Regions from separate parts of the Homo sapiens genome. Here region 1 is linked to region 2. A link is an interaction called in ENCODE POLR2A ChIA-PET data of the cell type or tissue named here. Cell type or tissue: GM12878. All regions are shown on one strand.

What was found. ChIA-PET counts read pairs that join two places held together with the same protein. Peaks named below come from ENCODE experiments on the same cell type or tissue, not always from the same donor. Only the 100,000 strongest peaks of a DNase experiment are listed, where the experiment ranks them.
Region 1: POLR2A ChIA-PET joins it to region 2 with 6 read pairs; 2 of 35 experiments call an interaction of 5 or more read pairs at or near these places.

The regions. Positions count from the first base shown.
Region 1 is chrX:40,932,231-40,934,730 of GRCh38, forward strand. No RefSeq gene overlaps it. Among named protein-coding and RNA genes, the nearest start is that of USP9X, 150 kb to the right of the region's middle. In GM12878, a CTCF peak has its summit at 2,006; a DNase peak (open chromatin) is centred at 1,281; H3K4me3 peaks cover 768 bases; H3K27ac peaks cover 847 bases.
Region 2 is chrX:40,880,056-40,882,555 of GRCh38, forward strand. No RefSeq gene overlaps it. Among named protein-coding and RNA genes, the nearest start is that of MED14OS, 150 kb to the left of the region's middle. In GM12878, no CTCF peak of the experiment used is centred here; no DNase peak of the experiment used is centred here.

The sequences.
Region 1 (2,500 bases), 52 kb after region 2:
AGCCTTAGAGGGCATTAGGAGGCAGACAGGGGCCTAAGGCATGGCCTTAAATACAAGGAACAAATCCAAGACCAAGAGAGGGTCAAGAGTAGAACTGTAGCTAAGAACATGTAGAACTGTAGCTTCCAGTTAGGGAAACAAAAACCCCAAGGTCAAGACAATATAAGCAGCAAGGATGCCCTGTTTCCAGGTCCCAGCATATGGGGCTAGGGTTCCTGAGAGTCCAGCTAAGGCCAGAATTTGTCCTAGAGCTGAGAGAAGGCTGCACCAACAGATGGACATCAAGTGGTCCTAGCAGTAGGAGATGAAGTTTTTTGAGACCATGGTCAGGCAAGGCCTGGCTCTCTACTGTGATGTTTGCAGCCAGGTGGTCAGGGGTTCTTGCCAACCAACCCACTCATCCATCCCAATGCCTTCATGGCCTTACACATCCCCTCATCCTCTTGCCCCACTGACGGCCACCCTAGGCCTTTGGAGCCCTTGAAAAACAGTGATTATGATCCTGTCCACTGGCCTTGAAATTGGCTGACTTCTGGGATGGAAAATATGGCAGCCAACCATTCCTGTGACACCATCCAGAGCCTCCGCCCTCTGTAATTCACAGGGATAGAATCTGCAGGTCATTCGAAAGGGCCTCTGTTTTTTGTTTTATTTATTTATTTAGAGACAGAGTCTCACTGTGTCCTGAAGTGCAGTGGCGCGATCTCGGCTCACTGCAACCTCCGCCTCCCAGGTTCAAGCGATTCTCCTGCCTCAGCCTCCCGAGTAGCTGGGACCACAGGCGCCCGCCACCATGCCCAGCTAATTTTTATGTTTTTAGTAGAGATGGGGTTTCACCATGTTGGCCAGGCTGGGTCCTCTGTTTTTTAATATTTAAAATCATCTCTCCCCAAATTCCTAAGCTTACATGGCGTTAATGGCCCCTTCTCCCCCTTTCCCTTCAGATGGCACTGTACATATCTATTTTGGTCGGCTTCCTGTTAAAAGTGCTTCCTTTTCTCTTTCTACTTACTCATCTTTTCCCCTCTGCTTGTTTATTTGCTGGGGTTTTTAATTTTTTTTTTCCCTGAGTTTGACCTCAGCCTGCTGTCCCCATCCCCCATGCCCACACTCCTAACCCACAATAAGATTGGGATCTTTTCATTTATACTAAACACATCACCAGCTCTTTATTCTTCGTGGCCCTTTCCTACCCTTATTTCCTTTTCATTTTGTTTCGGTTTTAATCCTTCATTACCCAGCTTTTCCTGGCAAAGGTCCAAGACCAAACTGCATATTTTTCTAAGCTTTCTCTCTTTCAGTTCTTCTTTCCTTTCTCTCCTCCACCCCTGGCTTCCTGAAAGTCTGCCTCGGGATCCACATTATGTCTTTGTTTTTGCCAATAACAAATACTTCATTTACTGTTTTGAATAAACGCTGCTTTTCAGTTACTGGAGCGCTTGCTCCTTCTCTGAAAACACTGTATTGGAAGAATCAGATAAACCTCACTGATATTTTGATTGAAATATTTCTGCATTCTCTTCGCAGAATTCCAAGTATGTGGCAACACGCGTGTTTGGAGCCAGACTTCTGAGAAGATGCCCTCAATCACCCACAGCCTCTTTATGAGTTTTCCCCTCCAATGTGACTTCAGTTATTAAGATGTCCCAAGTGATTAGACTCACCAGCAGCCTCCTAAATACTCAGCCAAGGAAACCTGATATGGTGGGGAGAGGCTGTTCGGGGGAGATTACTTGGCAGTGGTAAAAGTCAGAAGCCTTATGTCTGCAGAACTTTGTTCACTTCTCAGAAGTCCTTTGACTGTGTGATATGAGGAAGTCACTCTAAATCTCATTGTCTCTTAACTGCAACACAGAGGCAACAATACCCCATTACAGGAACTCTGTGTGAAAAATATTACAAAATATTAACAAAATGCTTTGAATTCCTTGTATATTTCACCACGTTAGATCTAGCAAACTACCATCCCTCATCTGGGGCAGAGAATTGTTAAGTGTGGTTAGGCCAGCCAGAGGGCAGCCTCAGGCAAGTCCCTGTGAACTTACTAAGGCAGGGAGGGACAAGGGCAGGGGCAAGTTTGGGGTTGGTACAAACCCCTCCCTCTGGGCCTATTCCAGGAATCCAGGAATATTTCTCTAGCAACCTATTATTATTATTGTTGTTGTTGTTTTGAGATGGAGTCTCACTCTGTCACCCAGGCTGGAGTGCAGTGGCGCTATCTCGGCTCACCGCAGCCTCTGCCTCCCGAGTTCAAGCAATTCTCATGCCTCAGTCTCCCCAGTAGCTGGGATAACAGGAGCCCGCCACCATGCTCGGCTAATTTTTGTATTTTTTGTAGAGGTGGGGTTTCACCATGTTGGCCAGGCTGGTCTTGAACTCCTGACCTCAGGTGATCCACCTGCCTTGGCTTCTCAAAGTGCTGGGATTACAGGCGTGAGCCTCCGCGCCCAGCCAGCAACCCATTATTTTATACATCTGAGAGCTCATGATTTTCCACAAT
Region 2 (2,500 bases):
GTAGCTGGGATTACAGGCACCCGCCACTACGTCCAGCTAATTTTTTGTATTTTTAGTAGAGATGGGGTTTCACTAAGTTGGCCAGGCTGGTCTCGAACTCCTGACTTCGTGATTCACCCACCTTGGCCTCCCAAAGTGCTGGGATTACAGACGTGAGCCACTGCACCCGGCCACCTCAGAGGAGTTCTATAAGAAGTTAATTATTGCATATAATTTAGAATAATGCATGGCACAGAATAAGGATTAAATGTTAATTCCATTGTTTTGATAACATTGGCCTTCTTTTGTTTTCATGGCCAGAACCTGTGTCTACAAAAAATAAGAAAAGTTAACCAGGCATGCTGGCACCAGGAGTCTCAGCCACTCAGGAGACTGAGGTGGGAGGATTTCTTGAACCCAGGAATTGGAGGCTGCAGTGAGCTATGATCACACACTGCATTCCAGCCTAGGCTGCACTCCAGCAAGACCCTGTCTCAAAAAAATAAAATAACAAAACAAAAAAACTTTTCCCACAACAGCGGGGACCAGTAGTACTATACTACATAGGGAAGGGAGACTAGTCAAGTAATCCTTCAGAATTTTTGTTTTGTTTGAAATCTCTTAGGGGATTTTTCTAGCCCTCTCTAGAGCTTGAAGGGACAAATTTTGATTTTAAAAAAAGAGAGAGGGAAAAAAACCCACATATTTCATCCCCTAATGAGCTCCCCCCTGCAGGGCACTCTATCTGGGTGGATATTTTTATCAGATGCCAGGTAATTCTCGTGCAGCCTGGCCTAGACCCACATTCAGAAAACAATGGCCCCAGGATAAGGGTCCAACCCTCAGGGCAGCGTTCAAAGCCCTCCTATACTCAGCCCCTCCCCACCTCTTTGGCCCCCTCTGCTGGCCCCCCTTGCCTAAAAACATCAGCCCCAGCAACACAACAACCTGCAATGTCTTTTTACCCCTCCCTCTACCTAGCTCATTTCACCTGGCTGACTCCTATTAATTCTTATTCAATGTTTTCCTCCATTTCAGCTCCAAGTTCGGTTACATACCACTCCTCTGGACCCTGCCAATGCCCCATGCATACCTCTGTCATTGCACTTATCTCACTGTGTTAGAATTATCTCTAGGTCTGTGTCCTTTAATAGACTGAGAACCTTGAGAATGGGAACCATATATTAATAGTATTAATCCATGCACCTCCAGTATGGTTGACAGGGTACAGAAAGAAGGAAGCTGGGGAGGGAGGAAAAAAGAGAGGGATGGTGTTAGTTTGGGTCTTCAGAGAAGCAGACCCAAAGATGAGATAAAACACGCAAGAGATTTATTTAAAAAAATGCCTGTGAGAGAAAATGTGGGAGGGAGATGGAAAAGACTGGAAGATCTATCAGACTTCGTTGCAGGTCTGACTTGTGAAGGAGAGAGAAAAGGAAGGAAGGAAGTTTGCATGGAAGCATCGTACACTGCAGTTCAGTCTCAGAAAGGTTTGGCGGCCAGGCGCGGTGGCTCACGCCTGTAATCCCAGCACTTTGGGAGGCTGAGGTGGGCAGATCACTTGAGGCCAGGAGTTCGAAACCAGCCTGGCTAACATGGTAAAACCCTGTCTCTACTAAAAATACAAAAATTAGCCAGGTGTGGTGGTACACGCCTGTAACTCCAGCTACTTGGGAGGCTGAGGCAGGAGAATTGCTTGAACCCAGGAGGCTCAGTGAAACCCAGGAGGTTGCAGTGAGCCAACATTGTGCCACTGCACTCCAGCCTGGGCGACAGCAAGACTCTGTCTCAAAAAACAACAACAACAACAACAACAACAACAAAAAGATTTGGCAGGGCCAGTGGGGAGTCCCTGGGCTAAAGTTGTTGGTCAAAGGAGTTTCCATGTCTCTCAAGAACAGGCCTGCCTCAGTATCCCTGCTGCACTCAATCATTGCCCGGGGGCAGGCTGTAGGAAGCATGGTCTCGGCACCAATGTGATGATGGATTTCAGAGGCTGAAGCTGGGGCCCAAGGTCAATGGCACTTCCAGTGGTTAGAGATTTGAGAGGTGAATTCTCATGGATGCTAAAAAAGGAGGAAAGGAAGGAAGGAGGGTGGGACTAATAAACCCACTTATGGAAAGTCTGACAGTTTGTATGGTAACATGCTCACAGGAAATCTGGCTGTTCGGACGCAGGGTAGGGAAATGCAAAAAGCACAGGAGTCGAGGGGCATCTTGAGTTTGTGACCTGGTTTCATCACTGACTAGCTGTGTGACCCGGGCAACGCCATCACTCTATGTGTCTGTTTCCTGATCTCTAAATTAAGAATATTAATACTTGCCCCATCTATCTCACAGGATTGATGTCCCAACTTGGGGGTCCTGACTTCATCTCATTCGCCACCATATGTAGGAATACAGCTTTGGGGACTCGCTAACATCACCCCATGGATAGCCAGGGTTGCCCCTTGGCTTGTTAGCGTTCTGGGTCTTTGTGGGGAAGTGTCCACACAGAGTGGGCTGGGCAAAGGAGGACACA